Linked DNA regions of Homo sapiens: region 2 is linked to region 1. A link is an interaction called in ENCODE POLR2A ChIA-PET data of the cell type or tissue named here. Cell type or tissue: B cell. All regions are shown on one strand. Links, peaks and the distances in the headings refer to the core of each region. The heading gives the core; the rest is flanking DNA.

The links. ChIA-PET counts read pairs that join two places held together with the same protein. Peaks named below come from ENCODE experiments on the same cell type or tissue, not always from the same donor. Only the 100,000 strongest peaks of a DNase experiment are listed, where the experiment ranks them.
Region 2: POLR2A ChIA-PET joins it to region 1 with 8 read pairs; 7 of 35 experiments call an interaction of 5 or more read pairs at or near these places.

Annotation. Positions count from the first base shown.
Region 1 is chr9:121,084,226-121,088,620 of GRCh38, forward strand. It overlaps CNTRL (centriolin), which reads left to right. Exons shown (of 44, transcript NM_007018.6): 3 at 4,071-4,318. The coding sequence starts at 4,102. Among named protein-coding and RNA genes, the nearest start is that of CNTRL, 11 kb to the left of the region's middle. In B cell, for the core only: no CTCF peak of the experiment used is centred there; no DNase peak of the experiment used is centred there; H3K27ac peaks cover 813 bases.
Region 2 is chr9:121,144,326-121,148,724 of GRCh38, forward strand. CNTRL (centriolin) reads left to right here. Exons shown (of 44, transcript NM_007018.6): 21 at 518-634; 22 at 919-1,060; 23 at 1,783-1,931; 24 at 4,347-4,399. Among named protein-coding and RNA genes, the nearest start is that of RAB14, 55 kb to the right of the region's middle. In B cell, for the core only: no CTCF peak of the experiment used is centred there; no DNase peak of the experiment used is centred there.

The DNA.
Region 1 (4,395 bases), core at 396-4,395:
TAAAGTTTATAATTTTTGTACTGTTTTTAGACTAAATGTACTTATAAGAACAACTGTGTATCATGAAAATCATTTTTGCATACACCTAACCTTGCAAATGTAGGACTCTTGATGTTAAGGACTAGTATTGCTCATGCAGACATTTTTTGTTGAGATACTAACTAGTACATTTTACATTTTATGTTATTTATGATTAACTCATTCAATAAATGTTAATTATTTACCATTTGCTAGGCTCTGTTCGAGGCCTACAGTGTGCTATATACTGTACGCACACTGTAGGCACAGCACACTGTATGCCTAGGATAGAAGAGGATGTCATTTTTTTTTTTTTTGTGAGATGGAGTCTCGCTTTGTCACCCAGGCTGGAGTGCAGTGGCGCGATCTTGGCTCACTGCAAGCTCCGCCTCCCAGGTTCAAGCTATTCTTCTGCCTTGACCTCCTGAGCACCTGGGATTCCTGGCGCTTGCCACCACGCCTGGCTAATGTTTTGTATTTTTAGTAGAGACGGGGTTTCACCATGTTAGCCAGGATGGTCTCGATCTCCTGACCTCGTGATCTGCCCGCCTCAGCCTCTCAAAGTGCTGGGATTACAGGCATGAGCCACTATGCCCGGCTGAGGATGTAATTTTTAAGGACTAATCAAGTCACAGTGCTAAACCATTCTGAGCCTTAATGGTCATGAACTTTACCTTTCTTTCATATAGGAAAAGAAATATTTTTATATGAAAACATTTAAAGGAATTTGACCAAGGTCTCTTTCATTAACAAATGCTTTAGTTCCTTCTGGAAGATCTATACTTCAATAAAATTGATTTTGTAAATAAGAATAGTAGACACTGAAGTTTGAAGTGATCAGATGTTTTTCATATAGCATGAGACAAATATGAATGGATTTCAGAAACGATATTTAACAAAAAAGGCAGATTTAAAAGATATTTTATGGTTTCATTTCTCTAAAGTTCAAAAATAGTTCAAAAATCTCTGGTGTTGGAAGTCAGGATGGTGATTCCCCATGTGTGGGAGTTAGTGACTGGAAGGGGGCATGAGACGACTTCTGGGATTCTGGAAATATTCTGTTTCTTTACCTGGATGCTGATTACATAGCTTGTGTTCACTGCATAGAAATTCATGAAGCTATATACACTTATGATTTATGTACTTTATGTATGATACATTGCAATAAAAAATATGCATACAGAGAGAGAGAGAGAGCACATGCATGAAAGAGCACACTGTTGAAAGTATGGTTTTTAAACAGGGTGAATTCTAGTTATAAGATGTTAGATGTATTCATGACCTAGACACCATGGAGCTGCTGGGAATTCAGAGATTACTTCTCCACTTGTGGTTGTTACATTCTGAGCAAGCAAAAGATATATAGTAGGTATATTCAGTGTAATAAACAGGGAGGATTCATTCTGTAGGAAGAAAGTAGATTTCTGGAAAGTCTTCACAAGAAAAGTAACAGTTTAATTGGTTGAGAGAAATAAGAGGATGTTTAATTCCCTTTAACGAATTCCCTTTAAGGAAAGGGAATTTCATGAGCAAAAACTCATGATGTGTTCAGGCAATGACAAAAAGATGACTAGAGCAATGGTATGTGGTGGGGAGGCCAGAAAGTTTGGGCCAGACTGTGATGAGTCCTGTTTGTAGTGCATGGTGCCAAAATGTTTAGACTCATAGGCATTGGGAACCATTACATTTCTTTTGTTTTTATTATATAAGTGGGTCAAAGGTAGAGGATGGATTGAGGATAAAGGAGAACTGGAAGGAAGGTGGTTCTGAGAGTATCTTAATAGTCTAAGCAAGAGAGGATAAAAGTTGAATCTAGGGCAGTAGCTGTGACGATGGATAGAGACGAATTTCAAAATATTTTGGAGATAGAATCAATATTGTTGGACGATGGAGAGGGATGACTGGAAGATAACTCTATTCATTCATTTATTCAACAAATATGTATTGAGTTCCTGCTAGGTACCAGGCACTATGCTAGACTCGGGAGACAGTGTAAACAAAACAGACAGGCTCTCGTGGAGCATACAGTTCAGAATGGAGACAAATGTTAAGCAAAATGACATAAATGTGTAATTTCAAACTGATTATGTGAGGAAAAAATACAAATTCATTGAGAGTATAGAACCGGGGACTTCACTTCATCTGCCCTGCACTGGAGGCTTTCCTGAAGAAGCAACAGTTGAGCTGATCTCTGAAGGAAGACTACAAATTAACATGGTAAAAAGAATGAGATCAAGCATTATTATTACTGTGAGGAGGCCAGTGTGACTGGAGCCCACAATTGAGGGAACGAATGACAGAGGTGAATCTAGAGCAATAGGGACAGATCATGGGGGACCACCTTGTAGGTCATGGTAAAGATTTCCTTCATTACAGACTGCTGGATTTACTTTTTTTTTTTTTTTTTTTTTTCCTGAGATGGAGTCTCGCTCTGTTTCCCAGGCTGGACTGCAGTGGCGCGATCTAGGCTCACTGCAGCTTCTGCCTCCTGGGTTCAAGAGATTCTGTTGCCTCAGCCTCCTCCCCTCGACCCCAAGTAGCTGGGATTACAGGTGCATGCCACCACACCTAGCTAATTTTTGTATTTCTAGTAGAGACGGGGTTTTGCCATGTTGGCCAGGCTGGTCTCAAACTCCTGACCTCAGATGATCCACCTGACTCGGCCTCCCAAAGTGCGGGGATTATAGGCATGAGCCACCGCTCCTGGACTGGATTTACTTTTTAAATAGATCACTCTGGCTATCTGACTGCAATGTAATGATGGAAGAATAAGGCAAGAGAGCTTGTAGACAGATCAGTTAGAAGCTGTTATAGTAGTTTGATGAGGGCTTGGATTAGAGTGCGTGAGAGTGAAAATGGAAAGAAGCAGACTTAATTTGAGAGGTTATTTGGGAGTAAGAATTAACAGGATTTAGCGATTGACTGAGTATGGGACAAGGGAAGAGGGAGGTGTCAGGAATGACTCCCAGGTTTTTGGCTTATTCCAGCGAGCAGTGTTCAGTATTTAGGGAACACTGGAAGACGAAAAGGAGAGTGAGAGGAGGAACGGGGTAAATAAATTCAATCTGGACTGAGTGTAGGATGCCAATGAGATATCACGTAGGCAATTGGAAATAGGAGTCTGGAGCTCAGAGAAAGATTGGATTGAGGTTATAAATATCGGCTGGGCATGATGGCTCACACCCATATGTAATCCCAGCACTTTGGGAGGCCAAGGCACGTGGATCACCTGAGGTCAGGAGTTCGAGATCAGCCTGGCCAACATGGCGAAACCCCATCTCTACTAAAAGTACAAAAATTAGCCGGGCATGGTGACAGGCGCCAGGAATCCCAGCTGCTCGGGAGGTCGAGGCAGAAGAATAGCTTGAACCTGGGAGGCAGAGGTTGCAGTGAGCCGAGATCGCACCATTGCACTCCAGCCTGGGCGACAAGAGTGAGATTCTGTCTCAAAAAAAATAAAAAATTAAATAGAGTAAACACATGGCATTGGGAACCATGGGTGTGCATTAATTTGTCCAAGATAAGATTAGACAGAAACTAGAAGGGACCAATGAGGAGTTCTGATGTTTAAATTACACTGCAAGGAGGAACAAAAGCCAGCAAAGGAGTCCATGGAGTGGCCAGGGAGGCAGGAGGATACCAGGAGAATGCGGTGTCCCAGAAACCAAAGGAAGAAACTTTGAGGAAGGAGAGAGTGCTCATCAGTATTAAATACTGCTGGTTGCCAAATATTCCAGCTTCCTGCATTCTAGGACCCCGTTATGTGGGTAAAAGGGGCCTTGGGACTAGTTTGGTTCAATAAACAGAACAGGAATGACAACACTTCCAGCTGGAGCATGTGTCAATTCTATCCCCTCTGGAGATCCCTTTTCTCTCTGGCAAGGTCATCAGTGATGTTTGATACAGTGTCTGCTCCATCAGCTTGGAGTAGTATGGGTCCTAGCATTTATGGCCTCTGAGTTTATAACTTTATAGACCTGAAGGTTCTAGAAAGAATAGTTTTGATAACTCTTAAAAATTAATCTTGTTGAATATACTGAAAACTCTTACAGGTTTTGATGAACACCTGGCTTTATTCTTGCAATGAAGAAAGGTTCTCAACAAAAAATATTCTCCAAAGCAAAGATACCATCATCATCTCACTCTCCTATCCCATCATCTATGTCCAATATGAGATCTAGGTCACTTTCACCTTTGATTGGATCAGAGACTCTACCTTTTCATTCTGGAGGACAGTGGTGTGAGCAAGTTGAGATTGCAGATGAAAACAATATGCTTTTGGACTATCAAGACCATAAAGGTATCACTTTTTAATCTAAGAATTGGTCTGACCACATACTTCAAGTAGAGATGGAAAATTTTCGGCTTGCATTTTTG
Region 2 (4,399 bases), core at 202-4,201, 60 kb after region 1:
CCTACCTTTAAGTGTAAGGATGCTTAGGGAGGTAGCTGTCAATATCTACCTGGACAAGGGTTCCTGAAGGATTGTTATATAATCCCTCTGAATCTCAAATTTTTCATCTCGTGCAGTCATGTGAAAATGTTACTTCATAGTATGACTCCTTACTGAGCTAATGTCTGTTACTGTGCTTTATAGGATGCAAATGCTAATGAGATTAAGATAGCAGATCATAGGAGACAAAAATCTAATGATGAGAGCCCAGAGAGACATAATCATGGAAGACGGTAGTAAAAGTAAAAAAGTAAAAAAATTAGCCTTTGTTCTTTCTGATGCCGCACCTTGGGGTTGGGAGCTGGGCAGGCTGCCCAACAATGGGAACAACACAGGAGAAGGTGGGGCTTGGATGTCCCTTTTCATGGACAGCCTGGTAGGCAATGTGATGAAAGCAGAAGAATCAATCCAAGAGGAAGAAATGAAGAAGACAACCTGTGATAGCAGTGGTGCCTTTCTCATACTTCTGTCCCAGTAGGAGTTGCAGGAAGCAGAGAGGTTCAGCAGAAAGGCAGCACAAGCAGCCAGAGATCTCACCCGAGCAGAAGCTGAGATCGAACTCCTGCAGAATCTCCTCAGGCAGAAGGGGGAGCAGGTCAGTGTTGGTACCCAGAGACCTCCTCTTTCTCAGATTCTTATCAGTTCCTAAAAGACAAAATTACTGTAGGTGATGTCTCAAAGAATTCTGAAGTGCAATCAATAGTTAATAAGTACTTTATCCTCTACTGTGTGCCAGGCTTGGTGCAGTTTCCAAGTAATGCAGTTTCCTCACTGGGAAAGTGTAAATAAATATAGAATCATAATCAAGTTGAAAGGATAAATGTGTTTGGGAAAGAATGAATTCATTGGCAACTTTGTATGTGTAATTTTTTTAAATAGTTTCGACTTGAGATGGAGAAAACAGGTGTAGGTACTGGAGCAAACTCACAGGTCCTAGAAATTGAGAAACTGAATGAGACAATGGAACGACAAAGGACAGAGATTGCAAGGCTGCAGAATGTACTAGACCTCACTGGAAGTGGTAAAGTATTGGGCTTTGATTTTTGGCAGTGGTTTTGTAGTCATAAAATTAAATCATCTCATTTGTTTTTTACCTTTAACTGTTACAAATCAAGTCCATGCTTGATTCAGAGAGCTGTGGTAATTAGCTTAATAAGTAAAATAAAATAAATCAGATAATTTTAAGAGTATTTTCTGTAAGTGTGTTACTGGGGGACTTGGTTGCCAAGATAAGAGTTTCGTATTTGTGGGCGAGCACAGTGGCTCATGCCTGTGATCATAGCACTTTGGGAGGCTGAGGTGGGTGGATCGCTTGAGGTCAGGAGTTCGAGACCAGCCTGGCCAACATGGTGACACCCTGTCTCTACTAAAAAATACAAAAATTAGCTGGGCATGGAGGTGGGCACCTGTAAACCCAGCTACTCGGGAAGGTGAGGCAGGAGAATCACTTGAACCTGGGAGGCAGAGGTTGGCAGTGAGCCGAGATTGGGCCGCTGCACTCCAGACTGGATGACGGAGTGAGACTCTGTCTCAAAAAAAGAAAAAAAGAGTTTTGTATTTGTAATTTCAAAATAAATAATGTTTACAAATCAGTTTGCCTTTTTTTGACTTACCAAAGGGCAGACTGAAAGTCAGCTTTGAGGAACTGATAAAATTAATTGGCTCTCTTAGAATCTCTTTTATATTTTGAGAAAGGAAGTAAGTGATTTCATATCAATTTCATAGAATGACTTTTCTTTACAGACAACAAAGGAGGCTTTGAAAATGTTTTAGAAGAAATTGCTGAACTTCGACGTGAAGTTTCTTATCAGAATGATTACATAAGCAGCATGGCAGATCCTTTCAAAAGACGAGGCTATTGGTACTTTATGCCACCACCACCATCATCAAAAGTAGGAATTCTGTGGTGTTGGGAATGTATACTGAATTTTCTTGAAGAAAGTGTGACATTGTCCCCTTCCCCAAATTTATGAACAGGTACCAAAAACAACATTTCTATGCTAAGCCGTGCATTGAGGTTCTGTAGCGTTTTTAATATTTGAGATGAAAATAGGGCCTTCTTGGGGAAGGTGACAGTTGACTGTTCATACTCGGGCGGTATGTGTTAGGGTCCTTGAATGTGGATGCTCTAAGGAGAAAAGGTGATTTGAGCCCAGAGAGCCTGCTGAAATGGACATAGAATTGTGCAGAGCCTCCGACAGAAAAAAAGGCACCTGGATTTCATGTCCTTTTAACGAACATTCATTCAGTGTTTACTGAAGCCTAGGCCAAGTGCTAGGTAGTGGTGGGGCATCACAATGAATGGTAAAGCCCCTGCTCTCAAAGAGTTCATTGGCCATGCCAGCATAATTGCAAAATGGTGACATACCTATGACAACAGACCTGACCTGTATTCTCTAGTTGCAGAGAGGTATTAAGGATTCATCTGATGGGAAGTTCAGGAAGGAATGCTTCACAAGCAGGGATGTGAAGTCAGCACTTAGCAAGCAGTGAGCGTTGGGCTTTTAGGAGGGAGGAAACAGCTCGTATGGAAGAGGAGAGTTATTGGCTTAGCAAAGACAAATAGCTTTGTGGGGCTAGAGGGTTTATAGGAACAGTGTCAGATGAAGCTGAAAAGTAGATTGGGGTCATGCTTTTGTTTTTCTTTTTGTTTTTTGAGACGGAGTCTTGCTGTGTCCCCCAGGCTGGAGTGCAGTGGTGTGATCTTGGCTCCTTGCAACTGCTGCCTCCGGGGTTCAAGCGATTCTCCGGTTTCTGCCTCCTGAGTAGCTGGGATTATAGGCATGCGCCACCACGCCTGGCTAATTTTTAGATTTTTAGTAGAGATGGGGTTTTGCCATGTTGGCCAGGCTGGTCTCAAACTCCTGACCTCAGGTGATCTGCCCACCTTGGCCTCCCAAAGTTCTGGGATTACAGGCGTGAGCCATCACCGTGCCCAGCCTGGAGTCATGCTTTTTTAAAAGGGCCTTAGAATCTCTTACACTTAATTATGTAGGCCATAATTATGTAGGCCATGAGAAATGGGTTGTGTACTAAAATGATCAGAGCTGTAGTTTAGGAATAATATTCTGGCTAGTATAGAGTCTATACTTATGGTAGGGTGAGCTTTCGGTGGGGCTCTTTAAACTGATTCAGGTAAAGAGTAGAAGCCAGAGCTAGATCAGTGGAGCTGGGAAAGAGGAGATGAGATTAAAGGATGTTAAAGAGAAATGGTTAGGGCCTGGGGCCTGAATGTGGGAAGTGAGGAGAAGACTGGGGCCTGAATGTTGAAAGTGAGGAGAAGACTATAGGCTGTATTCATCCAAAGCAGAGGGGCCTGGTGCTATCCTGCTAGAATCAGCCGATGAGCAATAGTCAGGGAGAAGCAGCTCAGACACACTAGGTTCTCAGGGCTGTGTAGACTTAACCAGACCCCTGAAGAGCAGAATCTTAGATTCTCCCAGCAATCCTAAAGGAAGCCAACTCCTTGGTACAACCAGAGCTGGAGGTGGAAGCAGTATAAATTAGAGCAAAACATATAAGCCTGAGCTGGGTGAGGGTTTAGAGGATGTACCTACAGACTGAGAAGGAGAAGGAGGGTAGCAGAGTAGAGCTTTAAAGCCATGCCAAGCTCCCAGGACCACAGAAGACTGGTGACCCCAGATTTCTTCGAAGTTCACTGGTTTCCTTTGCCTCAGTCACTGGGCCATCAAGGATGAGGTTAAAAACAAAACAAAACAAAAAACCACTAGGAAAAATGACTACAGAGAGAACAGAGGCTGACACCCGGGAGTCTCATCACTATGGAGAACTTATTTTCATTTCTCTCTTGGGGAGTTGCTGCATAAAATTAACCCAGTCAAACAGCTAGATAACATGCTTTTTCCATTTTGGTATGGCCAAGGACTTGTGAGTTCTAGAAAATTGTACCAAAAGAGAGGATAGGAGATGGATGTTTTAAAATGGCTTTTGAAAGGATAAATAGACATTAATTTGTTTGCTTTCACCACACTTTGAGCCCTTCACTTTCACAGACCAGTCTGATGTGACCCCAGCCATTACCCACATAGCCCTCCTTTCTGCATGGCTTCCCTGACCCTGCCATGTCGATCAAGTCCAGAGGGATGTTAATAAGCTGAATTGTGTATGGAACTGCAGTTTATGTGACCATGTAATCACCTCACTTCTGTGAAAAATAAGGATAATGAAAAGAAGCCAAGTTCTTTCTCAACCTTGCTACATCTCAACTTTGCTGTAGACTTTGACGTTTCTTAAAATCAGCCTTTCCATTTATAATAGATAGTGTGCTCTGCTGTCATTTGTTTTAGGTTTCCAGCCATAGTTCCCAGGCCACCAAGGACTCTGGTGTTGGCCTTAAGTA